Regions from separate parts of the Homo sapiens genome. Here region 1 is linked to region 2. A link is a loop called in an ENCODE intact Hi-C map of the cell type or tissue named here. Cell type or tissue: B cell. All regions are shown on one strand. Links, peaks and the distances in the headings refer to the core of each region. The heading gives the core; the rest is flanking DNA. Region 1 has its middle 150 kb from the start of SESTD1. Region 2 overlaps SESTD1 (SEC14 and spectrin domain containing 1).

The links. Peaks named below come from ENCODE experiments on the same cell type or tissue, not always from the same donor. Only the 100,000 strongest peaks of a DNase experiment are listed, where the experiment ranks them.
Region 1: it touches region 2 in a loop (14-fold over the local background); 36 of 110 quality-filtered maps call a loop at or near these places.

What each region holds. Positions count from the first base shown.
Region 1 is chr2:179,401,853-179,418,901 of GRCh38, reverse strand. No RefSeq gene overlaps it. Among named protein-coding and RNA genes, the nearest start is that of SESTD1, 150 kb to the right of the region's middle. In B cell, for the core only: CTCF peaks have their summits at 7,696 and 7,897; a DNase peak (open chromatin) is centred at 7,811; H3K27me3 peaks cover 234 bases.
Region 2 is chr2:179,211,426-179,228,474 of GRCh38, reverse strand. All of the region lies in intron 1 of SESTD1 (SEC14 and spectrin domain containing 1), which reads left to right. Among named protein-coding and RNA genes, the nearest start is that of SESTD1, 45 kb to the left of the region's middle. In B cell, for the core only: CTCF peaks have their summits at 9,078 and 9,282 (motif pointing left); a DNase peak (open chromatin) is centred at 9,284; H3K27ac peaks cover 1,578 bases.

The sequences.
Region 1 (17,049 bases), core at 3,771-11,770, 190 kb before region 2:
CCTGCAATAAACATGGGAGTGCAGATATCACTTCAATATACTGATTTCATATTCTTTGAACATATACCCAGCAATGAGATTGTTAGATAATATGGTAGCTCTATTTTTAATTTTTAAAGGAACCTTCATACTATTTTCTGTAACGGCTGTGCTACTTTATATTCCCACCAACAGTATGCAAGTGTTCCCTTTTCTCCACATCCTTACCAATACTTTCTATCTTTTGTCTTTTATGTTTGTTTGTTTTCAAGAGACAAGGTCTCATTCCATGGCCCAGGTTGGAGTACAGTGGCATGATTATGGCTCACTGCAGCCTTGAACTCCTAGGCCCAAGCAATCCTCCTGCCTCAGCCTCCCAAGTAGCTAGGACTACAGGCACATGCCACGATGCCTAGGTAATTCTTTTGTCTTTTTGATAATAACCATTCTAACAGGTATGATGTAATATCTCATTGTTTTAATTTGCATTTCCCTGATGATTAGTAATGTTGAGCATTTTTTTCATATACTTGTTGGTCTTTCATATGTCTTTCTTTGAGAAATTTCTATTCAGGTGCTTAGCCCATTTTTTAATTGGATTTTTCATTTTCTTGCTATTGATCTGTTTGAGTTCCTTATATATTTTGGATATTAACCCCTTAACGGATTTATCGTTTACAAATATTTTTTCCCATTCTGTAAGTTCTCTCTTCACTCTGTTGATTGTTTCCTTTGCTGCACAGAAGATTTTTTGGTTTGATGCAACCCCCAACAGTCTATTTTTGCTTTTGTTATCTGTGCAAACATGTTACATGTTAGGGATCATATCCAAAAAAAATCTGTCTAGACCAAGGTCATGGAGCTTTTCCCCTATGTTTACTTCTAATAGCTTTACAGTTTCAGGTCTTACATTTAAATCCTTAATCTGTTTTGAGCTGATTTTTGCATATGGTGTGAGATAAGGATCTAGTTTCATTCTTCTGCATGTGGATATCTAGTTTTCCTCGGACTGTTTATTGAATAAACTGTTCTTTCCCCATTGTGTGTTCTTGGCATCTTTGTCAAAAATCAATTGACCATAAATGCATGGATTTATTTCTAGGCTCTCTATTCAGTTCCATTAATCTGTGTCTGCTTTTATGTCAGTACCATGCTGTGTTAATTATTATAACTTTAATTATCTATTTTTGTGAAACACAATCTTATGGTTTAAAACCACATGATTTGTTATTTCTTATGATCCTGTGAGTCAAGAATTTGCATGGCTCACCTGGCTTGTTCTGCATGACATGATGTCAGCTACTGAACCTGCATTTATCTGGAATCTGGACTGGGGCTGACATCTGAGATGCTCTTCCACCCCTAGCATTTCTCTCCTTGTAGCCACTAATCATTTATTAGTCCAGCCTATACTTCCTTATAGCATGGTGGCAGGGATCCAAAGGAAAAAAAAGCGGAGGTTGCCAGAACTCTTAAGAACTTGTCTTAGAAGTCCTAGAATATTATTATTTTCAGCACATCTTATTTGTAAGACTCAAGGGGAGAAAAAGTAGACTCAGCTTCTTGATGTGAGGGGCAACATACAAGAGTGGGGGAATTGCCAGCAGCTATATTTGGAGATTTTCTACCACAATAACATTTTTAGGAGATTATTTTATTTAAATTTTTTTTATTATTTTAGATTCAGGGAATACTTGTACAGATTTGTTACATGGGTATATTGTATGATGCTGAGGTTTGAGCTCCTAATGATCCCATTGCCCAAGCAATGAACATGATACCTGATAGATAGTTTTTCAAGCCTTTTCTCCCTCTCTCCTTTCCCCCTTCTGGGATCCCTGGTGTCTATTGTTTTTACCTTTGTGTTCATGTGTACCCAATGTTTAGCTCCCACTTAGAAGTGAAAATATGTAGTATTTAGTCTTCTGTTTCTGCATCAATTTACTCAGAATAACTGCCTCCAGCTGCATCGATGCTGCTGCAAAGTACATGACTTTGTTCTTTTTTATGGCTGCATAGTATTTCATGGTGTCATATGTACCACATTTTCTTTATCCATTTCATCATTGATGGACACCTGGGTTGATTCCATGTCTTTGCTATTATGAATAGTGCTGTGATAAATATGCAAATACATGTGTCTTTTTGGTAGAACAATTTATTATCTTTGGGTATATACCCAGTAATGGGATTGCTGAGTCAAATGGTAATTCTCTTTTTATTTCCTTGAGAAATCTCCAAACTATTTTCCACAGGGGCTGAACTAATTTACATTCCCACCAACAGTGTATAAGTGTTCTCTTTTCTCTGCAACATTGCTAACACCCGTTATCATTATTATTATTTTTTTTTACTTTTTAATATAAGCCATTCTAACTTGTGTGAGGTAGTATCTCATTGTGGCTTTTATTTGTATCTCTCTCATGATTAGTGATGGTCTCTATTTTTTTCATATTTCTTGGCCACTTATATGTCTGCTTTTGAAAAATATCTGTTCATGTCCTTTGCCCACTTTTTAATAGGGTTGTTTGTTTCTTGTTGATTTGTTTAAGTTCCTTATAGATTCTTGATATTAGGCTTTTTTTTTTTTTTTTTTTTGAGACTGAATCTCACTCTGTCACCCAGGCTGGAGTGTAGTGGAGCTATCTTGGCTCACTGCAACCTCCGCCTCCCAGGTTCGAGCAATTCGCCTGCTTTAGCCTCCTGAGCAGCTGGTATTACAGGCGGGCGCCACCACACCTGGCTAATTCTTTTGTATTTTGAGTAGAAATGGGGTTTCACCATGTTGGCCAGGCTGGTCTCAAATTCCTGAACTCAGGTGATCCTCCTGCCTCGGCCTCTCTAAGTGCTGGGATCACAGGCATGAGCCACCATGCCCAGCCTTGGATATTAGACTTTGTGGGGTGCATACTTCGTAAATATTTTTTTTCCGATTCTGTAGGTTGTCTGTCTATGCTATTGATAATTTCATTTGCTGTGCAGAAGCTCTTTAGTTTAATTAGATCCCAATTTTCAATTTTTGTTTTTGTTGCATTTGCTTTTGAGGACTTAGTCAAAAATTTTTTGCCTAGGCCAGTGTCTAGAAGAGTATTTCCTACTTCCTACTTTTTTCTAGAATTTTTACAGTTTTAGGTTTTATATTTAAATCTTTATTCCAGCTCGGGTTAATTTTTTTTTATACAGTGATAGGTAGAGGTCCAGTTTCATTCTTCTGCATACAGTTAGCTGGTTTTCCCACCACCATTTATTGAATAGAATATCCTTTCCCCATTGTTTATTTTTGTCAACTTTGTCAAAGATCAGTTGGTTGTAGGAATGCAGCTTTATTTCAGTGATCTCGACTCTGTTCCATTGTTTTATGTGTCTATTTTTGTGCCAGTGCCATGTTGTTTTGGTTACTGTAGCCTTGTAGTATGATTTGAAGTCAGGTAGAGTGATGTCTCCAGCTTTGTTGTGTTTGTTTAGGATTGCCTTGGCTATTTGGGCTCTTTTGGGGTTCCATATGAATTTTAGAATAGTTTTTTCTAAAAATGACTTTGGTAATATGTTGGGGATAGCACCAAATTCATAAATTGCTTTGGGTAGTATAGACATTTTAAAAATATTGATTATTCTAATCCATAAGCATGGGATTTTTTCTATTTGTTTGTGTTGCCTATGATTTCTTTCAGCAGTGTTTTGTAGTTCTACTTGTAGAAATCTTTCACCTCCTTGATTAGATGTATTCCTAGGTATTTTATTTTTTGTTAATTGGGATTACAATTTTGATTTGGCTGTCAGCTTGAATGTTATTGATGTATAGAAATGCTACTGATTTTTGTATGTTGATTTTTGTAGTCTAAGACTTTACTGAAGTCATTTATCAGGTCTAGGAGTCCTTTGGTGAAATCTTCAGGTTTTCTAGGTATAGAATTATATCATCAGCAAAGAGATAATTTGACTTCCTATTTTCCTATTTGGATGCCTTTCATTTCTTTCTCTTACCTGATTGCTCTGGCTAGGACTTCCAGTACCATATTCAATAGAAGAAGTAAGAGTGGACATCCTTGTCTTGTTCTTAGGTGGAATTCTTCCAAATTGTATTTGTTCAGTATGATGTTGGCTATGGGTTTGTCATAGATGGCTTTTACTATTTTGAGTTATGTTTCATCAATGTTCAGTTTGAGGGTTTTACCATGAAGGGATGTTGGAGTTTACTGAATGTTTTTCTGCGTCTATTGAAATAATCATACAGTTTTTGTTTTTTATTCTGTTTATGTGGTTTATCATATTTATTGATTTGCACATGTTGACCTATCCTTGCATCCCACTAATAAAGCTCACTTGATCGTTTCACCACGATGAATTAACTTTTTGATGTGCGAAGGCTGGATTCAGTTTACTAGTACTTTGTTAAGGATTTTTGCATCTAGGTTTATCAGGGATATTGGACTGAAGTGTTCTTTTTTGTTGTTGTTGTTGCATCTTTGCAAGATTTTGGTATTAGGATGATATTGGTTTCATTGAATGAATTAAAGAGGAGTCTCATCTTTGAGTTTTTGAAATAGTTTAAGTAGGATTGGTGCCAGCTCTTTTTGTACGTCTAGTAAAATTTGGCTATGAATCCATCTTGTCCAGGGCTTTTTGTAGTTGGTAGTTTATTTTAATCAGTGATTCAATTTCATTACTCATTATTGGTCTATTCTGGATTTCTGTTTCTTCCTAGTTCAGTCTTGGGGGATTGTGTATTTCCAAGTATTTATCCATTTCCTCTAGATTTTCTAGTTTGTGTGCATAGAGGTGTTCATAATAGTCTCTGAGGATCTTTTGTATTTCTGTGGGATTGGTGTGATGTCACCTTTGTCATTTCTGATTGTACTTATTTGAATCATCCCTCTTTTTTTCTTTATTAATCTAACTAGTGCTCTATCAATCTTGCTTATCCTTTCGAAAAACCAACTTTCAATTTGTTGGTCCTATTTTTTTTTTTTTTTTTTGGTTCTCAATTTCATTTTGTTCTGCTCTGATTTTTAGTTATTTATTCCGCTAACTTTGAATCTAGTTTGTTCTTGTTTTTCTAGTTCCTTTAGGGGTAAGGTTAAGTTGTTCATTTGAAGTTGTTCTATTGGGTACTCATGGACACAAAGATGGAAACATAAACACTGGGGATTCCAAAAGGGGGAAAGAGGTGAGGGAGTTGGGGAAGGTTTGAAAAACTACTTACCAGGTGCTATGTTTTCTACTTGAGTGATAGGATCACTGGAAGCCCAAACCTCAGCATCAGGCAAAAAAGAAAAAGGGAGAGAGTGGTAAATTTTATAAACTGGCAATTCAGAGAAAATAATACTTGAATGGCCAATAAGCATATGAAAATATGCTATATATTTCTTCATAATCAGGGAATATAATTAACATGACAATAATATACTATTACTGAACTCACATCCATTGTGGGTTTACCAGAATTCATGCTCATTCTATATAAACACACCTAAGACTCTAAGAGTAAGTGGGGACCCTGAGAGTCCGTGCTATTAATTTAAACCAGAACTTGCTTCAAACAAAGAAAGTAATCCAAATAACTAATCTAAAAACACAAATATCCAAAGAATGCTATCATATCCTTTCTTATTCACATTACTTCCCTGTGTTAGCTAAAGTTTACATTAAAAAAAAAAAAAATATATATATATATATATATATATATATATATATATATATATATTTTTTTTTTTTTTTTTTTTTTTTTTCAGACAGAGTCTCGCTCTGTCACCCAGGCTGGAATGCAGTGGTGCGATCTTGGCTCACTGCAAGCTCTGCCGTCTGGGTTCACGCCATTCTCCTGCCTCAGCCTCCAGAGTAGCTGGGACTACTAGGCACCCGCCACCGCGCCTGGCTAAAATTTTTTGTATTTTTAGTAGAGACAGGGTTTCACCATGTTAGCTAGGATGGTCTCGATCTCCTGACCTCGTGCTCTGCCCGCCTCAGCCTCCCAAAGTGCTGGTATTACAGGCATAAGCCACTGCACCCGGCCTAAAAATATTTTTAAAGGAAAAGATAGAATAACCTAAAGTTTCTTTTTCTTTGAGATATTTCTTATTCATCAGTGAGTCAAAGATAGAATGTTGGCAGAATGTGTGTGTAACAAGAAGTGAATAGAGCAATTTTTTTTGTATTTCAACTGTTCAGGCAGGAATTAAACACATATGCATACACGAACTACAAAATACTGGTAATTCTGCAAATGAGTTAAATACACTTATTAAAACTGGCATTGCATAATATCAAGTTGAATAGTTAAATTTATGCTAATAACTTAAAATTTTTCTTAAAATGATGATTACCCCTATTGGGTATCATAATTAATAAAATTACTTCAAAAGGAAAAGCTTTATATATTAGTATTTTCAATGGAAATCTTTCCTGCTTTTGAGCAAGAGGCCCACATTCTTATTGCCCTGAGCCCCAGACACAATATAGCCAGGCTTGTTAAAATCTGAACTATTCTAACTGTGACAAAAGTTTATTTTCTTATTTATTCAACCAACCTAGAGCTTTTTATCTTTCCACAAGCACCAAGTTTCAGCTGTTACTGAGAAATTGGAGAAGGGGGAGGGTAAAGCAACCAAGGGAGATGAGTAAGCAGTAGAACACAAAATTAATGCTGAAAGGCTGAAGTCATCGACCTGTTTAAGAGTAGGTTAAATGCCTTCATTTACATCTTAGCGTTATTGTAACAAGGATGTGAACACACCTTTTGATCTCATATCCACTACACCCCAGTGGGTGTGTAGTGAGATACTCATGGCACTTCTGTTGCTGCGCATGGGGATACCCCCTTTTCCCCCATCTACATCTTCCTGTCCTGTGTCATACCTGCTGTGGGGGTTAACAGATAACCAACCTTACTCCCAGCCTAAAACTCCAACATCCAGGTAATTAAACATTTTGTGTTTCAGGCCGGGCACAGTGGTTCAGACATGTAAGCCCAGCACTTTGGGAGGCAGGGGCGGGTGGATCATTTGAGGTCCGGAGTTTAAGACCAGCCTGGCCAACATGGTGAAACCCCACCTCTACCAAAAATACAAAAAATTAGCTGGGTGTGGTGGTGCACACCTGTAGTCCCAGCTACTAGGGAAGCTGAGGCAGGAGAATCACTTGAACCTGGGAGGCAGAGGTTGCAGTGAGCCCAAGTCGTGCCACTGCACTCCAGTCTGAGAGACAGAGTGAGACTCCACCTTAAAAAAAAAATACTCTGCCTTTCAGTTAAATATTTCCGGTTCTTTTCAGAGAGGGAAGTTTGCTACATCTGTTCATGTTCCTCTCCTTTCTTCCCTTCTACTTTGTTTGAAGGTCACTAAGTAGACCTTCTACTTAGTGAGCAGGTCTCTTCTTGAGTGTGCCTAACCCATCACAAACTTGGGAGCTGGGAGAAAGGGGACTTCCCAGGGAGCAAACGTAAGGATCGAATCCTGGCCCCTTACAAGTCCTGTCTAGAAAGTGACTCCATTTTGTCTTTAAGTCATGTCACTCTTCACCACAGTTGAGACAAACTTGGGGCTATTTCCCACCTCCAAAGTTCTGTGCAGCTCAAGAATGATTACCGAAGCTGTCTCAACCACAGAAGAGTTTGAAAAATGCCTATTGAGTGGTAGAGAAACTTATGATCCCCCTGTGACACATCGTGCCCCACTGTCAGCCTGGTCAGTGTTGAGACACCTACCTGGGAGCCCCACTTTAATAGGAGAGGAAGAATACCGGCCTCACTGGCTGTGCTTCAAGATGGCTCTGTTGCCTGGATCCCAAATCGCGGTTCAACATTAGCATTCAAGAGCTTCAGGGCTCCAAGCACCACACTATTGCCCCCTGGTGGATGATAGAGTAAAGTAGCTTTTCCAGGCTGAACATCTAGATGGAATATTTCTTCAAGTTTGGTTATTAATTTCATACATGAATTGCAGTAACTGCCTACTCTAACCTACGCTCTCTCTAGAACAGTGAAGTATTTTGCCATAGACCAGGCAGTTTAGACCCTCATTTAACTGGCAGTATTTCTCAATCATCAGCAGTTTCCACAACTTATCATTTATTGATGTTTCTACTGTCCACTGTAAGTCTACTTCTCCAGTCCCTAGCATGCTACTTTTTGAAAAAACAAAAAAGTCCCAAATAGCAATTACTGAACACTGCAAGAGCCGCTAAGTGTCTAGGGGATCCAGTACCCAGCAGTGGGGCTGGCCAGAAACTTCTAATTATAAGAGCAGTTAAGTCACCAACTTCCTCTTTCCTTCCATGAATGATATCGATTTCTTCAGAACTAGGTGAGTGTGGAGTTTGGGTAAAAAAAATGAATGTTCAAGCATTCTCACTAACTAGATAAATCTAAAGTCTCCTCCTGCTAGAAAACAACCAGATACTAGAAAATTCATGTAAAAAATATACTTCCTCATCTGAAAAATTGTATCTACCAAAAACTACTCAATGGCATTCTTAAAGGATAAATTTTCTCAAAGGAGAAATTTTATAAATTTTTCACTTAAAAATCAGTATTGAGAAAAAAGATAACTACTATAAACACTTCTATTCAACATGATGCTTGGGTTCTTGCACATTGAGATACCCCTTCCTAGCCCACCTATATTGTCCTCTTTTAGCACAGTAAGGGAAGAAAATAAATAAAAACAAATAAGGATTGGAAATTAAGAAAATGAATTGTTTATTCACAGATGATATTAAGATACAAATATTTTTAAAGAAATTATTTTAATTAATAATAATAATTCAAGGCTCCACGCACCACACTATTGCCCCATGGTGGGTGATACAGTATTACTGTCCACTCTATCCATCACTGGGCAACATGTCCATCACTGGGCAACAGAGCTAGACCCTGTCTCTGAAAAAAAAAAAAACAACAAAAATCAACCCCTTCTCTTTTTCATAGTGTCCTTTTTCACAATAGTTCCTATTCCTTTTTAACTCTAAGTATTTTGAAAGTCTTATGTTAATTCTTTTTGGATTAGTATCTGCAATTCTCAAGGTCTTAATTATCTTGTTTGTTGTATTTGCTGATGCTCAGCTAATTTATTTTGTGTGTCATTTATATTTTTTATTGTGAGATAATCTCCAGAAGGAGTTATTATTATTATTATTGAATTCTTTTGTCATGAAAGTATCTTACAGAATAGTTTTACACTTGTTTCTTCTAGAACCCAATAGATTTCAAAGATTCAACTATGTTTTTATGTTATGTTCTCCGCTGTGAGTTCCCAAGCCATGAAGTACTACAAATGTATACCCCATATCTAAGTGTGGTACAAACTTGAGGTTATAATTTCTAATACATGACTTCTTTTCTACTGAAAACACAGGACAAATAAAAACATTTTCACTCTTTCTCCCAGTCAAGGGCAGAGTTTTTCTGGTCCCCCTTTAACAAATAGGGCAGTACATCCAAGATCCAACATTTATCCAGCAGTGTCAGTTCCATTTTCTGTATCTTCTCAGGACTGAGGCCATGTCACCTGCTCTAAGGAAGCATTAGAATCCCAGCAGAAGCTTCAGTCTGGTTACAGTCTTTGCTCACTGCTTTAGTTTTGATTTTTCTCTTTTCATCTGGTACACAGATTTCTCTTTATTTTGAGCTTGATTATATATTACAAATGTTTTAAGTGTATCTTTTATCAAACATTTTTATGGGTTATATTATGAAGACCTCATCTATGTTAATGTAGATCACCGTGTTGGTAGAAGTTTCATCAATGAATTTTCTTTTTTAATATGTTTTAATACTCACTCAGTCTTTTGAGTGCTAGTTTGCCTTTAATTTTAATGTTTTGAATCCTTCTTATAAAATAAGATATATATACAGGAACAAAGAATAATGCAACAAACACAAATGTCCCCACTACCCATCTTAAGAAAAAAGTGCTAATAGAGGTTATGCCACTGAGTACCTACCTCAAATAGGATACCCTTCTCTTCTTCCCAGCAATAACCCTTTTCATAATTTTAGTATTGATTATTTCCATATATTTCTTTATTCTTTTACTATATTCTTAAATAGCCTTAATGGCATGGTTATACATATTTTAAACTTTATGTATATATAAATTTTGTATATATCTAAACTTTATATATATAATATATATAAATATTATATATTTATATTTTTATATATACTTTATATGTATATAAACTTTATATACATATAAAGTTTAAAATATATATATACACATATATGTGTGTGTATGTGTTTGTGTGAATGCATATAGTACCACATTAAGTTGCTTCATTTTATTCAACACTATGTTTTTGGATTCAGTCATGTTAAAATATGTAGCTCTGGCTCACTAATTTTCACTACTGTATAGTGTTCCTTTTTATGACCATTTCACAATTATTTATCTATTCTCATAGGCTATGGTTTGAATGTGTCTTCCAAAGTTCATATATTAGAAACTTAATCCCTAATGCAACAGTGTTGAGAAGTAGAATCTTTCAGAGGTGATGAACAGATGCCCTCATGAATGGATTATTGCTGTTATGGGAATGGGTTAGTTACCATGGGAGTGGTTCCTTATAAAAGAATGAGTTTGGCGCTCTCTCTCTTTCTCTTTCTCTCTCTCTTCTCTCTCTCACATGCTGTGTCACCATGCAATGTCTTCCACCGTCTTACAATGCAGCAAGAAATTCTTCATCAGATGCAGATCCTTAATCTTGGACTTGCTAGCCTTCAGAATTGTGAGCCAAATAAACTTCTATTACTTGTAAATTACCCAGGCTGTGATATTCTGTTATATTAACACAAAACACTAAGACCTCACATCAACAGATATCTATGGTATTTCCAATATTTTGCTACTGCTGACAATGCTGCTATGAACGTTTTTGTGTATGTGTACGTGAATTCTACAGGAGTGAATATACTGACTTGTAGAACATTTGCATTTTTAGCTTTACTAAAAATTGACAGATTTATGTAAAGTTGTTATATAAAATTTACATTTAGTGCCTCCTCTATGTATTGTAAACATCTTACAAATTCTCCTTCCCTTTTGTTTCCCTCTCAATACCTTCCACATGGATTACAGATGCTTTACTAAACTCTTTCTCCTGTTCTAAAGTCCCAACTCCCAAATCTCTGCATGTTCTTATCAACGTTCTGCAGGTCTTTTACTCTCATAGGCTGAAACTCTTTAGGATAGCAGGAGTACTTGGTTGGCTTCACCACCTTCCATTTGCCCTTGACCCGTGAAGGTAAAGGTAAACATCCCAGCCACCTCGTAAGTAAAGATTTTTTTCTCCTTTTCTAACTCATTTTAATATAGGAAATTCTCTCATGAATAAAATTATTTAAATTCTTACACAAGTGACTTCCCAAGTTAATACATAAATGTGTGTGTTCTCTTAGGTATGTTTTGTATGTTCATTTCAACACATATTCTAGAGGAAATATGAATTCTTTTGTTTAGTATACAAAGGGACTTACTCTGATACAAAACTTCTGGGCTTCATAGCTGACCTTCAAAGGGAGAACACAAAACTCCTGAAATTATATACACTATGTGTGTACATGCATTATGTGCATTTTGCTTGGGGGAAGGTCTACAACTGTTGTCAGATTTTCAAAGAAGCCATGACCTCATAATAATGTATAATCAACTTTCCACCTATGTAATAAATTTCAGGTACATATGGATGAGGTCAGCCCCACCAGAGCCTAATGGGTACACAGGGTATCTTGGCACCTTTCCCTCACTGTGAATAGCCCCTTTGCATAGTCTGGGCCTATTTCTTCAGGGAAACTCTAGACTATGGGTTACAATTAAAGTATCTTTCTGGTCTATAATGTTATCATGTATATTATAAATTAATAACGATGTCTGCCTTTGTAAATGTTTCCAGTTTAAAGCCACAGATACATAAAACTTGTAAGAAGACATTTCTATATATTGTTCTAATCAACTGAAATAATTTGAAATGGCAAAACGTTCCTTTATATATAATACATATCCTATAGACTTTTTAAAACATTAATTTAATACATATCTCTATGGGGCTTCAAGGAAATTGTTGTTCACTATTAGGAAAAAGGAGAAAGAATAGGCAGAATGCAGAGAATGGTTAGGGCATTTGAAACTACTCAGTATGATAGTTTCAAACTACTCAATATGATAGAATGTAATGTAATGAATGATAATGTAATGATAGATACACGTTGTTATACATTTGTCCAAACCCGTAGAATGTACAACACCAGGAGTGAACCCTAATGAAACTATGGACTTTGGGTGATTATGATGGATCAATGTAAGTTCATCAGTTGTAACAAAAGTACCACTCTGGTGGGGGATGTTGATAATAGGGAAGGCTATGTATGTGTGAGGGTAGAGGACATACGGGAAGTTTTTGTACCTTTTGTTTAATTTTTCTGTGAACGTAAAGCTGCTCTAGAAAATGAAGTCTATTTTACAAAAAACATGAAAGAATATTTTTTCACTTCAGCTGATCACTAAGCATATGCCTTTCTCAATTTACTATAGAGAATGCATTTATGAAGATCCTGCTAATATATTCATGGAATATGAGGCATGCGTCCACCCAAATTCATTGCTAAATTTCTGAATTGATAGAGTAAAATTGCTAACAACAGAAATGCTTGTATTGACCAAGCACTGTGGTTTGATTAAGTTTGCTCATTTATTTTATAAATTTGCTGTAAAGCTATTAGAAGAGTTTTATTACTCAAATTATGAGGCTGAGTCAGAGTGGCCTTTTAAATCTATAAATTAATTAGAACTCTATTTCTAGAGCACTGAAAATATCTACCCCTTTCTTTCAATGAATATATTTCCTTTCTCTATTACAAATAAATTGTGATTTAGTTCATAATTTGCCTAGTTTGCCATCATTCATCTATATAGTACTTGGACAGATCAGCAAATATAATTATAAATTTACTTCACTATCCACTTCTGGGTAGATGAGAGAAGCTTATATATGCATGTGATAGAAGAAATTACCCTTCATTAAAGCATTTTCTCCATTCAATACATTTAAACACATGCCCAAGCAAGGCTATAGTTCTCACCTATTTGTATTCTCCATGCAAAATTCTTTTTGCTTTCTTTATAACTTCCATGTGGGAGTTACCTCAGCCCAGCATTTCTGCTTTCTCCTATTTTTTTTCTTTTTGGCCACCACTTTGTTCTTTCTACTACTTTATCATCATTTTCTTGATATCCTTTCTATAAGGCATTTATCAGTTCATTCTTTTTTTCCATCTCTAATCCTCATATGCCAGGTTTGATTGTTTTTTCTAACTCCATTCAGAACCAAATCTGACTGTGTCAATGTTGTTGGGCAGAGCCTACTCCACCACCTTCACTTATCAGTCATAGCAATTGGTCCAGGTATAGGTACAAGACCATGGCTGAATTAATCTGGAAAAAGAAAGTTTTCTTTCTTTCGGGGTTTTCTAGGTTGGTAGTATTTAAGACTGGAGCTCATGGAAGCCACTTTGCCACACAGGAAGAGATTGTCTGAGGATGATGCCACCACACAGAAAAGAACAGAGCAAAGAGAGTAAGAGAGGCAGATTCTAAAGATATTTTTGAATACCTAGATCCAGTTATGCTTGATCAATCCCTTGACTTTTCATTTATATGAAAGCAATGATATGCTTTGACCACTTTGAATCATGTTGGTTTTGTATGAAGCATTCCAATATCTTATTTTGTTTTAAAAATTTTTATTTGCATTCAATAAGATATTCCTAACAAAATCCTACATTTGTGTCCATTAGAACAAGATTGCTTTAGTTAAGATACACCAGATTGCTAGAAATGGAAACCAGTTTCAATCTTGTCTAAATGTAAATAGGTATTTGTTTGCTCATTTCTATAAAGTTTCAGAGGTAAGCTAGGCTCAGGCATGGCTGAGTTCCAGAACTTCAACTACTAGTTTTCCATATTCTAGTTGTCCACCCATTCCTCTTTTCAGCTTGACATCATTCTCTCCCCTTGACAGGTTTTCTCCACGTGGAGATAACGTAACATCTGGCAGCTCCAGAACTGCGTACCAGTCACATTTTTATGATCTTTAGATAAAAGGTTATGCTTCCTCCAGCCCCAAGCACTCTGATTATCCCTTCATAACTACACCTGAAAAAAAATCATGTGGCAAATATATAGAGTCTGTGACTGACTAGCCCCGAGTTACATGCCCACCTCTGCAGTCAGAAAGAAGCCTCTTGCAATTGATGATCTCAGTAGCACCCCATGAATTTGGAACAGATGGAAGTGGTAAGGAAGCAATTTCCCAAGTAGTAACACAAGAGGTGTAAGATTTCTGTGAAACACACCAAGTTGCCCACTCATGTTTATCTCTTGTCCTTCTCCAAACCCCACTAAAATGAAGGAATAAACTGATTTTTAAAAAATTATGGGATTGGAGGAAGTAAAGGGTGAGAGAGCTCAACACAATTCTGGAAGGCAAAAAAACAATAGAAGAAGAGAACCAATCATGTTGTTGGAAGATGCCAAAGCCTAAGGTGTGGTCAGAGAGTGACATCTGAAAGGACTTTGCATCACCTGGCATGGCTGCGGGTGGGGATAAGGTGAGGAGCTGTAAAAAAAGATATGGGTTGAAGTTGTGTGGAGTGGTCAATCCCCCCGACTGCTGATAAGCAGAATTTCAGAAGTCTTTAATTCCCATGCAGCAGATACCTTCAATAATGCATAGTCAGGAGACTGGGATTCTTTCTCTATAGAATTTGAATGAGAAACATTAAGGTCTGACAATCAGACTGGCAGAGGAAGGGGTAGGATATGGGGTTGGTAATAGAGAATTAATTTACAAGCTGCACATAGCTCCTCCAAACCCCATCCTCATTACATCTTTGTGCAGTGTACTGCCTGAACTGGAATATGTGGATATGTCTAGAACTATAAAATCTTGCTTAACTACAATCTTTGTCTGCATCCTCCTTTTAGGAAAATGAGGTAAAAGAAAAACAATAAGCTCATGATATCAGAGAGTTATTTAAAACAAGAAACTGTAGTTCATTCCAGTTTTATGCCTCTAACAAAGCTGCACAGAAATTATGAATATTCTAGGAGATGCCCCAGGCATCACATGATCCTAAATCATCAAAACAACATTGAATTGTGTTTGGCATTTTGTACTTACTGAGCCAGGAAAGTGAAGTGGTTCAATTTAGAAAGGTTTTCTAAACTAATAGTTAAAGAGTTTTCTTTTTTTATTATACTTTAAGTTCTGGGATACATGTGCAGAACATGCAGGTTTGTTACACAGGTATACACATGCCATGGTGGTTTACTACACCCATCAAGCCAACTTCTACATTAGGTATTTCTCCTAATGCTATCCCTCCCCTAGCCCCCCACCCCCCAAAAGGCCCCAGCATGTGATGTTTCCCTCCCTGTTTCCATGTGTTCTCATTGTTCAACTCCCACTTATGAGAGAGAACATGCGGTGTTTGGTTTTCTGTTCCTGTGTTACTTTACTGAGAATGGTGGTTTCCAGCTTTGGAACATTCTGGTTAATTGTGATTTTGCTATGTATTGATATTTTATAGCTCCTACCCCTTTGGTCAGGAGCTACCTCCCTATCATTGAATTGATTAGTTATATTTAATAATGTTTGGTGTTTGGATACATTCAGCAATAACACTTGGAAATTTCTTACCAGTTATTTTTAAAGCCTTAATTTGTTTTTTGTTTCTGTTTCTGTTTTTTCACCAGCTATTTAGGATAAGAGAATGTTTACATCTTAATGTAAAAAATAAAAACAGGCATAAGTAATGTTTTATGTATAGAAATGCTTTCTTTCATTACTTGGTGCCTGCATCTCTAAATGTTTACATAGCTTCTCTGTCTGTATGATGTTGCTAAAGAAACTATGAGTTAGGAAGGAGAAAAAAAAAGTTGAATATCTAGTCCCAAGAAGGAGAGAGGAGGTTTCTATAAAAAAATTTGTGTGTTTGTATATATATCTATGTATGTATATGTATGTATATATCTATGTATATGCATAAGGGTATATATCTACATACATAGATATGTATATATATATTAATATATCCATGTATATGTATGTATACATATGGGTGTATTTATATATATGTATACATATCTATGTATGTGTATATACACACACCCACACCCATGCATTCTCTTGTCATTATTGTCAAAAATCAGTTGACCATAGACAACTGCCTATATAATATGCGCTGTGTGTATATATATAACTATACAGGAGAAACAGGGTGCAAAGAAGAAAAAAAGAACTTTTTAAAAACCTGTAATTAGAATCATCGAAAGATAAGAAGATAATGCATGCATAAAATAAGAAAAAATATATAGAATAAGAAAGATTAAGGTTATTAGAAATTAAAAATGTTATCATCAAAATGAGAAATTTTATAAAAGAGTTGGAAGATAGAGTCATGGAAAACTCTCACACAGTAAAACAAAGAAACTATTTTTTTTTTTAAAAGAGAGGGATAAAGCAATAGAGTCCAGAGGTTCAAGCTAGGAAGTCCTACATTCAGCCAAGATGAGTTCCAGAAAAAGAGACCAGAGGAAATGGAAGAAGAGAAATGGTCAAAGAAATAATAATGATAAAATTTCCTACAACAGAAGGATATGTCTCCAAGTTGTAAGAGGCCACTAAGTAATTCACACTTAGTAATGAATTTAACAAAAGAAGTGCAACACATATTTTCAAAATTACAAAATATTGTTGAAGGAAATTAAAGAAGATATAAATGAATTTTAAAAATGCAAGATGGCTGTACTCCCCAAATTAGTCTACAGATTCAACATCATCCTTGTCAGACTCTGGGCTGCTTCTTTGTAGAAGGTGACAAGCTGAATCTAAAGTTCACATTGAACTTCAAGGAACCCAGAAGGGTCAAATCAATCTTAAAATAGACTAACAAAGTAGGAGGATTTATTCCTTCTAATTTCAAAGCTTACTACAAAGCAACAGTAATCAAGACAGAGTGGTACTGGCACTAGGATAGACATACAAATCAATGGAATAGAATTCTGAGTTCATAAATAG
Region 2 (17,049 bases), core at 5,647-13,646:
CACAGGCTTGTATCTTAAGGCAAAGTCATTGCAACATCTTTTCTGCCACTGTATTTGCAAGCCCTAAGATGGAACTCCTTTAACCTTCCATTACACACATGGACATATTTGTTAAAAAGGAGATATATAACTCCCCAAAATGTGAAATGTGTAATCGAGGTAAGAGGTATAATATTCAGGCCGGGAGTAGTGTTGAGGAACTTCCTCATCTGCAACACACACACATACACACATGCGTGCACAGACACAGACACATACATCCGTGACATATTTGATGTCTGTCATGTTATAGAGGCCGCCTGGTAACACACTAAATGACACTATACTTACACAGTGTGAGGGTCTGGGGACTATACATAGATTATTGTCTCAGTGATTGATAGATGGTAGATTCCTACGAGGGAAGGGATCATAAGGAGGCTGTTCAGGAAGGATGATTGTCTCACTTCTAGTTCTTTAAGCAGTGAGACCAATGTGAGTGGGCTTAAGCTAAAAGGGGGATTTAGTGGAATAATTTTGGCATATCACCCCATACCAAATGGCAGCCAGGTCCTCTTAAGGTACTGAAGCCAGGGTGAGTGGTAAAGTAGCTTGCTTAAGGTCACACACCTAATAAGCGGCAGAGTTCACATTTGATCCCAGTTCAGCCTGGTGCTAGCCTTAATCATGACACCCTGCTGCCTCTGCTCATTTTCCCCCCAAAATTTCTAGTAATGTCAAGAGCTCCACAGGCAGTGCAGAAGTCATTGAAAACCGGGAATTGCTACTTCGGTGCCTCCTACCTAAGCTTTGTACTAAAAGCAGTGAGACTTTAAGAAAGCTCTTTTAACCTTAAATCATTTTTTGTAAAGGAAACAATTATCATAGTTCCGTATTTTTAAATATTAGATTTTGTGTTGTGCTTTTTCTTTCAAAAAATACTATTTGTTCAAATAGCTGTTTTAGAGTATAGTGATAGTGGATGGCAAAAATTTTGTTACCTCAATTCTTAGAAATACTTGCTAGCAAAAACTCTTATTTTTGACTGTCCAGAGGAATCCCAAAATTTTCTCTGTGCTTCTTTTGTGGATGGTATCAGATAATCTGCCAAGTGAGAGGTTAGTGGCAGTCAGGAGCCATCTAAATATTTTGAGAATGTACTAGGAACTGAAAAGGTTTCATAGATAACTAAAGTGAGAAAGTGAGGTGGGGGGTAATAGTGAATATTGTAATAAAAGTTAAGATGTAATTTTATAAAATGGAAACATCTGCATGTTAAATAGTGACTTTTTCCAAGTTTTGAAATATAGATAATGAAAACTCACTTAGGCTGTAAAAGTAGTAAAGTCAAGTAAGCCATTTCTGAAGCCAGAAGTTGGAGTTGACTCAGCATAAAGAAGGCTTTATAAAGTGCCCCTCTTCATTCATAATCCTAATGGGCCAGGTCTCAGAATATTTCAGTAAATGTCCCTGAACTATGTAATTTAACATTCTGCTCAAAGTAGATAATGCTCTATTCATAGTTCTTTGGCAAGTTGAAAATTATCTAAGCTTGTTTTCTCCTTCCTTTTTCTCCTGCTTCCTCTGTATTCTGCTAAGTGGCACCTAACTGAGAAAGCTGGCAGGATCATTATTCAACAAATATTTATTGCGCATTGGCTATCTGCCAGGCACTGTCCTAGGCAAACAAATAGACACATTCAAATGACATAGCCAACATCTATTTTAGATTTCAGAAATAACTATTTTGGTTTTATTGACTATATATGTAAAATAGATTGTTATTAAATTTGGGTATGCTCTTTAGTGTTAATATGCATCATGCCCAAAATCTTTGGAATCTGTTTCTTTTCTGAGTCAAGCAATATGACATTTATTGATTATTAACCTGGAGATCTGCCTGGTCTTCTGACCAACCACTTCTATGCACATATCAGCGTGAGTGGATATTGTGGACATAAATTGTTGTTTTTCATAGTAATTTAATCACTTAACAAAAAGTATAATAATGGTGATAGTGATAGTGAGAAGGAGACTGCTGGGAAAACGACTGCGGTCACAAAAGTGAGAAAGGCCTAACAAGACAAGGAATAAATGTCTCCATTGCCAACAGAGTGGCAGAAGTTGGAGTTCTGCCGGCATGCCTGCCTGCCTCTTTTTATCTTACGGCTGTTGCAGTGATCAGAATTGGTCTCCTGTCTTCTCAGCAGTCTTAAATGGGGTCCAGATACTCAGATTTTTCCCCACACTGGGCTTTAGAATATGTTGGTGAATATGAGAATATTTTAAGAGTATGTGTAGCCTATTTTCTGCCTTCCCTTGAGATTTTGAAATAAAAATATTGCTAAAATGAAAAACTGTTTTAAGAATTATAGCTCCCTCTTATACATTTTTGATATGTTTAAGGATTTAGTTTTCCTAAATTTTTATGGACCTTTTCAAACATACAGAAACATAGGAAATAATAAAAGGTACCACTGTTTACCCATCATCCATTTTTAACAATTATCAATAAGTGGCCAATCCTGTTTTATGCATATTCTTCCTTCTCCATTATTGAAGCAAATCTTAATGGTATGGTCTGAATGTCCCCCAAAATTCATGTGTTGGAACTTAGTTCCAACTGTGGTTGCATTAAGAGGTATATAGCCTTTCGGAGGTGATTGAGTCAGAAGGGCTATGCTCTCGTGAATGGGACTAGCACCCTTATAAAAGGGCTCAAGATTGAAGGGAATGCTCTCTTGCTCTCCCACTTTTCTGTCACATGAAGACACAGTATTTGCACCCTTTTTGCCCTCCCATCTTTCTGCAATGTGAGGACACCTAGACGATACCATCTATGAGGAACAGGGCTTCACCAGGCACTGAACCTGGTGGTGCCTTGATCATGGACTTCTTAACTTCCAGAATTGTGAGAAGTAAATTTCTATTATTTATAAATTACCCAGTCTCAGGTTTTTTTGTTACAGTAGCATGAACAGATTAAAATACCCAGACATATTTCATTAAAGTATATGTCATTTAAAATATAAAGATCTCTTTTTAAAAAATATAACCTTAATGTCATATCTTTAAAAAAATGAATAATTATATTTAAGGGATGTCAAAGACTTTTATTATTTATATTACAGTAAAGGTTACTACATTAATTACCACGAGCATGAGAATTTATATAACTTAGAGCTTAAGAGTAGGGCTTCTGTAGGAGATACGGGAAAAAAAACCCTAAGTTGTTTTTTCCATCTCTGACACAGTCAACATAGAACGCTTCACTTCTGGTCACCAGAATGTGTGGAAATTTTCCCCCACCAGCAACCAATCAATTTGCCAGCTGACACCAACTGGGTATCCTGTAATTTAACTCAGTTCTAACACTGCCTACCTGGAGACAGCATCAGATCCCTCAGGTTGAGGGTGAGTCCCACAAGACTACCCTTCTACTTCAGATACTGATTGCAAGCCCCAGGTTGTGACCTGTGTTACTGACTGACTGGCTATAAATTGGGGTTCCCGTGACCCCCTCCTCAGTTTTGATTTGCTAGGATGGCTCACAGAACTCAGGGAAACATGTACATTTACCCATTTATTACAGAGGATATTACAAAACATACAGATGAAGAGCCACATGGAAGAGATACACAGGGCAAGGTGTATGGGAAGGGGCATAGAGCTTCTATGACCTCTGGTCGACATTCCACCCTCCAGAAACCTCCATGTGTTCAACAATATGGAGGATCCCTGAATCCAGTCCTGTAGGGTTTTTGTGGAGGTTCCATTATATAAGCATGATTGATTACATCATTGGCCATTGGTGATCAACACAACCTTCAGCTCTTCTTTCCTTCTCAGAGTTAGTGGGGGTAGGGGGAGGTTGGACTGAAAGTTCCAACTCTTTATTCACAGGGTTGATTTCCCTGGCAACCGGCCCCCATCCTTCAAAAGAGCCTTCAGCAATCAGTCATTTCATTAGCATACAAAAGACACTTAGCACTTTAGAGATTGCAAGAGTTGTATGAGCTTTGTGCCAAGAATCAGGAGCAGAGACAAAATACAGAGTATATTTCTTATGTCACAATATTGTATCCTTGGACTTAGCCTTAGGTTTAAATGCCAGTTTTGCTGCATAACGTTGGGCAGGTTAACCTCTCTCCATCTCACTAGGCTGCTGTTTTCCTCTGCTGTTAAATGGTGACAGTAATAGTTTTAACTAAGTAGGATAGTTGTGAGTTATAAATGAAACAATGCACAGAAAGCGATTAGGATCGTGTTTATATGTAAAACATGCTCAATAATGTTAGCATTATTGTTATTTTTATTTGGAGGTGTGAGGAAATACACATAATTAATTTGAGATCCCATTTTTTAGATTAGGCCATGTTTCAAAGTGATTTGTGTTTAATCATGCTCTTCAGAGTTTATTTTTAGGGAATACAAAATAATATCATTTTAATCCATAGGCACATTTATCCTTTTCTCAAAAGCAAATTTGATTTGTTTTAAAACATGTAATAGCATTGAAAGGAATAAATTTAACCTTTACTCAAACCTTGGATGTCTTTATGTGTGTTGATGTGAAAACTTTGAGATACCCTAAGATATAAGACCTTTATAATTTTCCCTTGAGATTAAAAATAAAATGCAAATCTTAGTTCCTTTTGTAGTTCCAATATAGAGTAATAGATAGTTTGGACAATCTATGAACATAAATGTTATCAACAATACTGCTTATACTCTCCTTTCTTCCCTTCATTTAATCCATTTAGTCTTTTATTGTCATTGTTTTATACCATCCAGGATGTACAATGTTGGAAGAAATTTGTCTTTGCCAAAGTGAAGTTTCTCATGGCAATATGTTCTGATTATAGTACCACTTGGGGATAAATTGCTTACCATATGCAGTTCATTTTACAGACTTTCTAGAGAATATTGCTTACTTTTTTTTTTTTAGTTTTTATATCTTAATAAAGTGTACATCATTTTCATCCAGATTATCCTGATTTACAAAATGACCAATTCAGTTGTTTATTTTTTAAATTATTTTTGATGGCTTTACTAAGGTGAAATTTACGTATCATGAATTTCACCTATTTTAATTATACAGATTGATTTTTAGTAGATTTCAGAGCTGTGCAGCCATTACCACAATTTAATTTTACAGTATTTCCATCACCCCAAAAAGAAACTTAGTGTCTATTACCAGTCACTCTCCATACCCACTCCAGCCCTAGGCAGCCACTGGCCTACTACTTTCTTTCTGTTTGGATTTGCCTATTCTGAATTTTTTTTATACAAAAATACAATATATGTTTGTGTCTGGCTTTTTTCACTTAGTATGTTTTCTAAGTTTATCCTCGTTATATCGTATATCAGCGTTTTCATTCATTTGTATTGCCTAATGGTATCCTATTATATGGATGTGTCATGTTTTGTTTATCCATATAGAATTGATGAACATTTGGGTTGCTTTCATGTCTTGGCTGTTATATGAACAGTGCTGCTGTGAACATTCGTGTACAAGTCTTTGGGTGGATATATTTTTTGTTTATTTAAAATTAATGAATAGAATAATAGTTATCTGCTATTTAAGTGTTTTTAATTTTGATTTTATTATGTGACAATGTAATATAGTGGAGAGAAGCACTGGACAGAGTTGCAGGAGCCTAGGTTTCACAGGCTACTTTCTTGTTTTGTGGCCTTAGGATGGCAAATCTGTGTCTCCAGATTTTAGTTTCCTTATCTACAACATGGAAAGGTTAGACTAAATGATCTCTTATGATTTATAAATCTGTTAATTTCTATATTATTTTGAGCAGATTACTTCTCTGTGCCTCAGCTTTTTCATGTGAGAACATTGGGTTATTAATAGAATCATATATAAGTATTAATATGAGGATGAAAGAATATTCTTGGAATATAAAAAAGTATCAGGATAAGGCTGGGACTGTTATTTTTCTGGATCAAGAATGCCTTAGTGGGAATGCTTTCACGGTGGCCTCAGTGGAGTTACTGGTAGTAAACTGGTAAACCAGTAATTAGTGGAGGAAGGAAGATTTAGCTGCTAGTAATAAATGCCATTTATTGGGTGCTTATCCTGAGTATACTAAACTATATATACAAATTTGCTCACTTAAGTCCCAGTCCTGTGAGTTAGGTTCAGTGATTTGCTCATAAAAGAAATTAAAGGAATTGCCAAAACCACATAGCTAGTAAGTGGCTGGCCGGGAGTCACACCCTGGCTCCAAGGCCATGTTTTTTGCCACTGCACTAAACTTTATTTCAGGGAGAACAACTCTTTGGAACAGAATCCCATAGTAGAGAGATCTTTGGTGGGGGAAGTCTTTTTTTGGGATAGATAGCTAATATCGCTTACAGTCCTTATGAGAGAGAAAAGAGGTGGTCACTCTATAAATACTTGGTTTTCCATGTGTCCTATGTTTGTTCCAAAATGACATTTTAATAATTGAACAAGTTTAATAGTTGACCAGATTGAAAATTTGCAGAATGTTCTATTGTTTCAGTAGTTTTACTACAAAAAATACAATATATGTTGTTTTTTGTTTTTTAATTTTTTTTTTTGAGACAGGGTCTAACTCCGTCACCCAGGCTGGAGTACAGTAGCACAATCATGGCTCACTGCAGCCTTGACCTCCTGGGCTCAAGGGATCCTCTCACCTCAGACTCCTGAGTAGCTGGGACCACACAGGTGCATACCACCATGCCTGGCTAATTTTTTTATTTTTTGTGGAGATGGGGTCACACTGTGTTGCCCAGGCTGGTCTCAAACTCGTAGGCTCATACAGTCCTCTCACCTTGGTCTTCCGAAGTGCTGAGATTACAGGCATGAGCCACCATGCCTGGGGCATTTTTTTTTTTTTTTCCTTAACAGTCTCACTCTGTCACCCAGGCTGGAGTGCAGTGGCGCCATCTTGGCTCACTGCAACCTCTGCCTTTGCCTCCTGGCTTCAAGCGATTCTCCTGCCTCAGCCTCCCGAGTAGCTGGGGTTACAGGCATGCACCTCCACGCCTGGCTAATTTTTGTATTTTTAGTAGAGATGGGGTTTCACTATGTTGGCCAGGCTGGTCTTGAACGCCTGACCTCAGGTGATCCACCTGCCTCGGCCTCCCAAAGTGCTAGGATTACAGGTGTGAGCCACTGCACCCAGCCCCATTTTTTTTTTTTTAATGGGACTTTCACTCTGATGAAAGCAACTCATACATCTCACTGGCTTTTTTCTGCCTTGGTAACACTATTATAATTTCCATTTTAAAGCAATATTCCATTTTTTAAGTTAAAACTTTTTTAACCTTTTTTAAAAACTATTTTTACATTTCCTCCCCTCCCCAATGTAGTGTTTGGTACATACCAAATATTTACATTATACAGACAAAAAAATTTAGTGCCAAAATCTCAATTCATGATACAGGTATATTATTTCATTTGAACAAAAGTATTATTTTATGTATTTGTGGTAGTGAACATATAAACATTTGGGCACTAAAAATTAATTTGTTATGCCAATTATGTGGAATTAGGGGCCCTGAAATACATCTGAACCTCTGTTCCGAATGCATTTAAATCTTATATATCTGGAATATTACATTTAGTCTTAACTCAATGGAAGGCATGTGTGTTTTTAACCAAGGAGAGAGGAAGAACACTTCTTTCTAGGAGGAAGATTGGGAGAGAATGAGGTTTTGTAATGACCCAGAGAAATTCTGAGTTGAAGAAGAGGAGAGGAAACACCTACAGTAGGTGAAGAGGGGTTGGAATCTGGAAATTAGATGCTGGAATTTGTGAAGTTATTGTGGCTGTATCCATTTCCTCTTCTGGTGATGGAAGGAGACCTCACCCAGCTAGGTGAATTTAGTGGACACATGCATGCCTTGGAAAAGGAAAAGGAAATGGTTCAGGTTTCTAGAGCTCAACACAAGGCTTAGATGCAGAAAATGTACAGGTAGAGAGCTCATCTAAGGGAACTGTGGCAGTAGATAATGAGGTCCTAGCCATAGGGGATACTCTAAAGCTGGGGGTTCCAGGAATATCTTGACCCTCCTGGAATTCCACAAGTGTGATTTGCTCCTCTAGTGCAATGTTCCTTTTTCCTTTTGCTGCTCCTATTTTGGTGAAGAAGCAGTCAAACTAAGGATTTATCTGTAAATTAAGAAGAGCCAAAGATTTTTAAAATTTTTTCATATATTAATATGAAAGTTAAGGAACTTTAAATCTGGACCTTCAAAAATGGAGGTTTGCTGTTGATAAGGGTTTGGTAGAATGCCTAGAGGGGTGGAGAAGGGACAGAGTGAGGAGGATGGTCTAGGGGTAGTGGCTTATATTGTAGTTTTTGAAAAGGGTTTTTAAGTGGTGGGCTGTCATTACCATTTTCAGTAGACTTTTGAATTTTAAATATAGTATAGGACTTTTAATGTTCCACTAGACTTCTTAATGTAGATTTTTTTGTCTCTTAAGGTGGATTAGCAGTAGTTTTATAGAAAACTTGAAATCTCAGAGGCTTTCTTTTCCTTTTCTCCATTTCTTACTGAATAAACTAGTTCTTGATTCATATGGTAAAAATGATATTATTCGGTGAAACTTTAACTTTCAAATTAATTTAGAGGAGCTATACATTTGGATAAATCTGTATTTTGGTGAAAGCCCTTTTAAAAAATAACTTTCATTTTAGGTCTACTCAAAGGATTGTTGTTGTTTCCTCTACAACTGTCAATATTGTTGCAAAACCAGATTAGTAATCATGCACTGGCACCTGCAATAACACACAAATTACATAAAATTTCCATTGTTGACTTGCTTCACCAATTTATTATCCTAAAGTTGAATAATGTTTATTTCTGTATAATTTTATATATGAATATGTGGAGTGATAGAGCACTGAGTACTTGTATTTGTTAATTTCTAAAATTGCTCTTACTTTGTAACAACAGTTGAAAATATTTCTAATCTCAACTTAAGGATAGTTATAACTATAGTATTTCTTCTGGAAATGCAAGGCCAAAGGGCCTGCATTCTAATTTTGTTCATTGCCATTTTGTGTCTACGTGATGTAGACTTACTAGAGATGATTTAGTTACCCCTACGCTACCCTAATGGGTTTTCACTGGTTGTTAAGAAATGCTCCTTGAAGAATTTAACTAAATTTTCCAAATAAACTGGTTGATTTATATTTATTGAGAGGGGAGTTCTAGTGTACCCACTCACATCATCAATTACAGTCTCTCATAAAGTGCAGTTTTCCCAGTCTTGATTAAAAGGCCTGCAATTCTGTTTTCTGCTGCTGAATACATCCTCTGCTGCCCTCTAATGGCAGCTCATTGATGGCACCCACTGATGTCCATCTTAACCACCAAGAACTTGCTGTTCTTGGCATCCAGCAACTTATGTAGCTGCGGGATCTTGGGTGGCTCTCCCAGTAGATAGACAGCTGGAAGGAAAAGCATGCACATGTGAATCCTGTGATTTCCCGTCAAGGTGTTGGCATTCAGGTAGTTGTGACAATGTTAGGATTCTTAGAGTAAGTGTTTTGCTTTACCATTTGTTCATTTTATTGTTCATTTATCCATTAATTCATCAGATGTTTGGGAATGCCAGAAATGTCCACTGCCTGGACTTCTGTCAATCTGTTAGGTTCTAAGTATAGATTTGTTGAGTGAGCAAATAAATACAAAAATAAATGACGTGGTCTCTGCCCTTGGGGAGACAAAATACAAACTTAAATACACCTTGGTTGCCTTTATTTTCCTCTTTAAATCTCCACAATACTGGGAAAGATAGTTAAACTAGGAAATGGATACAAATATCCATGGAAACCTAGTCTCCCTGTATTTCTAGTTCTCAGAATTCATTGTCCCTAACTGTAGAAGGGCTTTGTTCTAAGAAGTACTTATTTTGCACCTAGAAATGATATTAGTTTTTTTTGGTGCTTCTTGCTTTTGGTTGAAGGTAACACAAAATCATGGTTGCATTTTCCTTTATATTTACCAGTCTCTAAGGCATTTAATTTGTCATGAAGTGTGGCTTTCCGCCTCTTTTCTATTTAATGAACTATGACTTAAAATAGGTGCTGCTTTAAATGACCATATAAATAGGATAAGTGAAGTGCTGTGTATTTTTTTTGTTACGAATGTTGTGAATTCCTTAATTCTTTCATTTCTTAGCCTGCTTTACAAGACAAGTTTTTTTTTTAAGGTATTTTTCTTTCTACTCTTTATTATTTCATATTAGGTGAATGTCTGTTATTGGCTTCATTCCTTGTTTGAGAGTATAATCCACTCAGATGTATTTAGGTCAGATATCCCATTGTAGAAGAATGTGGACTAGTATGTTTATGTTATTTTTTAAATTTATTTTTAAATTATACTTTAAGTTCTAGGGTACATGTGCACAACGTGCAGGTTTGTTACATAGGTATACATGTGCCATATTGGTTTGCTGCACCCATCAACTCGTCATTTACATTAGGTATTTCTCCTAATGCCATCCCTCCCCCAGCCCCGCAACCCCCAACAGGCCCCAGTGTGTGACGTTCCCCGCCCTGTGTCCAAGTGTTCTCGTTGTTCAGTTTCCACCTATGAGTGAGAACATGTGGTGTTTGGTTTTCTGTCCTTGTGGTAGTTTGCTGAGAATGATGGTTTCCAGCTTCATCCATGTTTCTGCAAAGGACATGAACTCATCCTTTTTTATGGCTGCATAGTATTCCATGGTGTATATGTGCCACATTTTCTTAATCCAGTCTATCATTGATGGACATTTGGGTTGGTTCCAAGTCTTTGCTATTGTGAATAGTGCCGCAGTAAACATACGTGTGCATGTGTCTTTATAGTACCATGATTTATAATCCTTTGGGTATATAACCAGGATATAATAGGATCACGGGTCAGATGGTATTTCTAGTTCTAGATCCTTGAGGAATCACCACACTGTCTTCCACAATAGTTAAACTAATTTACACTCCCACCAACAGTGTAAAACAGTTTTTATTTCTCCACATCCTCTCCAGCATGTTTTTTCCTGATTTTTAATAATCGCCATTCTAACTGGCGTGAGATGGTATCTCACTGTGGTTTTGATTTGCATTTCTCTGATGGCCAGTGATGATGAGCATATTTTCAGGTGTCTGTTGGCTGCATAAATGTCTTCTTTTGAGAAGTGTCTATTTATATCCTTTGCCCACTTTTTGATGGGGTTGTTTTTTTCTTGTAAATTTGTTTAAGTTCTTTGTAGATTCTGGATATTAGCCCTTTGTCAGATGGGTAGATTGCAGAAATTTTCTCCCATTCTGTAGTTTGCCTGTTCACTCTGATGGTAGTTTCTTTTGCCATGCAGAAGCTCTTTAGTTTAATTAGATCCCATTTGTCAATTTTGGCTTTTGTTGCCATTGCTTTTGGTGTTTTAGTCATGAAGTCCTTGCCCATGCCTATGTCCTGAATGGTATTGCCTAGGTTTTCTTCTAGGGTTTTTATGGTTTTAGATCTAACATTTAAGTCTTTAATCCATCTTGAATTAATTTTTATATAAGGTTTAAGGAAGGGATCCAGTTTCAGCTTTCAACATATGGCTAGTCAGTTTTCCCAGCACCATTTATTAAATAGGGAATCCTTTCCCCATTTCTTGTTTTTGTCAGGTTTGTCAAAGATCAGATGGTTGTAGATGTGTGGTGTTATTTCTGAGGCCTCTGTTCTGTTCCACTGGTCTGTATGTCTGTTTTGGTACCAGTACCATGCTGTTTTGGTTACTGTAGACTTGTAGTATAGTTTGAAGTCTGGTAACATGATGCCTACAGCCTTGTTCTTTTTGCGTAGGATTGTCTTGGCAATGTGGACTCCTTTTTTGGTTGCATATGAACTTTAAAGTAGTTTTTTCCAATTCTGTGAAGAAAGTCATTGGTAGCTTGATGGGGATGGCATTGAATCTATAAATTAACCTTGGGCAGTATGGCCATTTTCACAATATTGATTCTTCCTATCCATGAGCATGGAATATTCTTCCATTTGTTTGTGTCCTCTTTTATTTCATTGAGCAGTGGTTGGTAGTTCTCCTTGAAGAGGTCCTTCACATCCGTTGTAAGTTGGATTCCTAGGTATTTTATTCTCTGAAGCAATTGTGAATGGGAGTTCACTCACGATTTGGCTCTGTGTCTGTTATTGGTGTATAGAAGGGCTTGTGGTTTTGCACATTGATTTTGTATCCTGAGACTTTGCTGAAGTTGCTTATCAGCTTAAGGAGATTTTGGGCTGAGACAGTGGGGTTTTCTAAATACACAATCATGTCATCTGCAGACAGGGGCAATTTGACTTCCTCTTTTCCTAGTTGAATACCCTTTATTTCTTTCTCCTGCCTAATTGCCCTGGCCAGAACTTCCAACGCTGTGTTGAATAGGAGTGGTGAGAGAGGGCATCCTTGTCTTGTGCAGGTTTTCAAAGGGGATGCTTCCAGTTTTTGCCCATTCACTATGATATTGGCTGTGCATTTGTCATATAGTTCTTACTATTTTGAGTTATGTTTCATCAATACCTAGTATTGAGAGTTTTTAGCATAAAGGGCTACTGAATTTTATTGAAGGCCTTTTCTGCATCTGTTGATATAATCATGTGGTTTTTGTTGTTGGTACTGTTTATGTGATGGATTACGTTTATTGATTTGCATATGATGAACCAGACTTGCATCTCAGGGATGAAGCCAACTTGATAGTGGTGGATTAGCTATTGATGTGCTGCTGGATTTGGTTTGCCAGTATTTTATTGAGGATTTTCGCATCAGTGTTCATCGGGGATATTGGTCTAAAATTCTCTTTTTTTTATTGTGTCTCTGCCAGGCTTTGGAATCAGGATGATGCTGGCCTCATAAAATGAGTTAGGGAGGATTCCCTGTTTTTCTATTGATTGGACTGGTTTGAGAAGGAATGGTACCAGCTCCTCTTTGTACCCCTGTTAGAATTCGGCTGTGAATCGTCTGGTCCTGGACTTTTTTTTGGTTGGTAGGGTATTAATTATTGCCTCAATTTCAGAGCCTGTTATTGGTCTATTCAGAGATTCAACTTCTCCCTGGTTTAATCTTGGGAGGGTGTATGTGTCCCGGAATTTATTCATTTCTTCTAGATTTTCTAGTTTATTTGCATAGAGGTGTTTATAGTATTCTCTGATGGTGGTTTGTTTTTCTGTTAGATTAGTGGTGATATCCCGTTTATCATTTTTTATTGCATCTGTTTGATTCTTCTCTCTTTTCTTATTTATTAATCTTGCTAGTGGTCTATCAATTTTGTTGATCTTTTCAAAAAACCAGCTCCTGCATTCATTGATTTTTTTGAAGGTTTTTTTGTGTCTCTATCTCCTTCAGTTCTGCTCTGATCTTACTTATTTCTTGCCTTCTGCTAGCTTTTGAATGTGTTTGCTCTTGCATCTCTAGTTCTTTTAATTGTGATGTTAGGGTGTCGATTTTGGATCTTTCCTGCTTTCTCTTGTGGGCATTTAGTGCTATAAATTTCCATCTACATGCTGCTTTAAATGTGTCTCGGAGATTCTGGTACATTGTGTCTTTGTTCTCATTGGTTTCAAAGAACATCTTTATTTCTGCCTTCATTTCCTTATTTACCCAGTAGTCATTCAGGAGCAGGATGTTCAGTTTCCATGTAGTTGAGTGGTTTTGAGTGAGTTTCTTAATCCTGAATTCTAATTTGTTTGCACTGTGGTCTGAGAGACAGTTTGTTGTGATTTCTGTTCTTTTACATTTGCTCAGAAGTGCTTTACTTCCAATTACGTGGTCAATTTTAGAATAAGTGTGATGTGGTGCTGAGAAGAATGTGTGTTCTGTTGATTTGGGATGGAGAGTTCTGTAGACATCTATTAGGTCTGCTTGGTGCAGAGCTGAGTTCAAGTCCTGGATATCCTTGTTAACTTTCTGTCTCGTTGATCCGTCCAGTATTGACAGTGGGGTGTTAAATTCTCCCATTATTGTGTGGGAGTCTAAGTCTCTTTGTAGGTCTCTAAGGATTTGCTTTATGAATCTGGGTGCTCCTGTATTGGGTGCATATATATTTAGGATAGTTAGCTCTTCTTGTTGAAGAAGAGCTTTACCATTCCTTTACCATTACGTAGTGGCCTTCTTTGTCTGTTTTGATCTTTGTTGGTTTAAAGTCTGTTTTATCAGAGACTAGGATTTCAACCTTTGCTTTTTTTTGCTTTCCATTTGCTTAGTAGATCTTCCTCCATCCCTTTATTTTGAGCCTATGTGTGCCTCTACATGTGAGATGGGTCTCCTGAATACAGCACACTGATGGGTCTTGACTCTTTATCCAATTTGCCAGTCTGTGTCTTTTAATTGGAGCATTTAGCCCATTTACATTTAAGGTTAATATTGTTATGTGTGAATTTGATCCTGTCATTATGATGTTAGCTGGTTATTTTGCCCATTAATTGATGCAGTTTCTTTGTAGCATCAATGGTCTTTACACATTGGCACGTTTTTGCAGTGGCTGGTACCGGTTGTTCCTTCCCATGTTGAGTGCTTCCTTCAGGAGCTCTTTTGGGGCAGGCCTGGTGGTGACAAAATGTCTCAGCATTTGCTTGTCTGTGAAGGATTTTATTTCTCCTTCACTTATGAAGCTTAGTTTGGCTGGATATGAAATTCTGGGTTGAAAATTCTTTTCTTTAAGAATGGTGAATATTGTCCCCCACTCTTTTCTGGCTTGTAGGGTTTCTGCCAGGAGATTCCATCCTTTGTGGGTAACCCAACCTTTCTCTATGGTTGTCTTTAACATTTTTTCCTTCATTTCAACCTTGGTGAATCTGACAGTTATGTGTCTTTGGGTTGCTCTTGTTGAGTAGTATCTTTGTGGTATTCTTTGTATTTCCTAAATTTGAATATTGGCCTCCTTGCCAGGTTGGGGAAGTTCTTCTGGATAATATCCTGAAGAGTGTTTTCCAACTTGGTTCCATTCTCCTTCTCACTTTCAGGTACACCAATCAAACGTAGATTTGGTCTTTTCACATAGTCCCATATTTCTTGGAGGCTTTGTTCGTTTCTTTTTACTCTTTTTTCTTTAAGCTTGTCTTTCTGTTTTATTTCATTAATTTGATCTTCAATCACTGATATCCTTTCTTCCACTTGATCGAATCGGCTATTGAAGCTTGTGCCTGCGTCTTGAAGTTCTTGTGCCATGGTTTTCAGCTCCATCAGGTCACTTAAGGTCTTCTCTATACTGTTTATTCTAATTAGCCATTTGTCTAACGTTTTTTCAAGAATTTTAGCTTCCTTGCGATGGGTTAGAACATGCCCCTTTAGCTCGGAGAACTTTGTTATTACTGACCTTCTAAAGCCTACTTCTGTCAATTTGTTACAGTCATTCTCCATCCAGCTTTGTTCCTTTGCTGGCTAGGAGCTGTGATCCTTTGTAGGAGAAGAGGTGATCTGGTTTTTAGAATTTTCAGCTTTTCTGCTCTGGTTCCTCCCCATCTTTGTGGTTTTATCTACCTTTGGTCTTTGATGTTGGTGACCTACAGATGGAGTTTTGGTGTAGATGTCCTTTTTGTTGATGTTGATGCTATTCCTTTCTGTTTGTTAGTTTTCCTTCTAACAGTCAGGTCCCTCAGCTGCAGGTCTGTTGGAGTTTGCTGGAGGTCCACTCCAGACCCTGTTTGCCTGGGTATCACCAGCGGAGGCTGCAGAACAGCAAATATTGCTGCCTGATCCTTCCTCCGGAAGCTTCGTCCCAGAGGAGCACCCACCTGTACAAGGTGTCTTTGGGCTGCTACTGGGAGGTGTCTCCCAGTTAGGTACACGGGGGTCAGGGACCCACTTGAAGAGGCAATCTGTCCATTCTCAGAGCTCAAACGCCATGTTGGGAGAACAACTGTTCTCTTCAGAGCTGTCAGACAGGGACTTGTAAGTCTGCAGAAGTTGTCTGCTGCCTCTTGTTCAGCTATGCCCTGCCCACAGAGGTGGAGTCTATAGAGGCAATAGGCCTTGTTGAGCTGTGGTGGGCTCTGCAGCTTCCCAGCTGCTTTGTTTACCTACTTAAGCTTCAGCAATGGTGGACACCCCTCCCCCAGCCAGGCTGCTGCCTCACAGTTTGATCTCAGATTGCTGCGCTAGCAGTGAGCAAGCTCCGTGGGCATGGGACCTGCTGAACCAGGCATAGGAGAGAATTTCCTTGTCTGCCAGTTGCTAAGACCTTGGGAAAAGTGAAGTATTTGGGTGGGAGTGTCTTGTTTTTCCAGGTACAGTCTGTCATGGCTTCCCTTGGCTAGGAAAGGAAAATCCCCCGGCCCCTTGCGCTTCCTAGGTGAAGCAACTCCCCGCCCTGCTTCGGCTTGCCCTCCATGTGCTACACTGACTGTCCAGCCAGTCCCAGTGAGATGAACCAGGTACCTCAGTTGGAAATGCAGAAATCACATGTCTTCTGCATCAATCACACTGGGGGCTGCAGACTGTAGCTGTTCCTATTCAGCCATCTTGGAACGGAAGATATTTTTTAATTATTTCAATAGTTTTTGGGGATCAAGTGGTGTTTGGTTACATGAATACGTTCTTCAGTGGTGATTTCTGAGACTTTGGTACATCCATCACTTGATCAATGTGCACTCAACCCAGTGTGTAGTCTTTTATTTCTCATCCCCCTCCCACCCTTCCCCCTGAGTCCCCAGAGTCCATTATATCATTCTCCTGCCTTCGTATCCTCATATCTTAGCTCCCACTTATAAGTGAGAACATATGTTGTTTGGTTTTCCATTCCTGAGTTACATCACTTGGAATAATGGTGTCCATCTGCATCCAGGTTGCTGTAAATGCCATTATTTCATTCGTTTTTATGGCTGAAGAGTAGTATTCCATGATGTGTTTGTGTGTGTGTGTGTGCATGTGTGTGTGACGTTTCTTGCCAATTATCCCAGCACCATTTGTTTAGTAGGGTAGTAGGGTGTCCTTTTCTCCATTTTATGTTTTTGTTTGCTTTGTCAAAGTTCAGTTGGCTGTAAATATTTGCCGTATTTCTGGGTTCTCTATTTTGTTCCACTGGTCTGTGTGCCAGTTTTTATACTAGTTCCCTGCGGTTTTGGTAACTA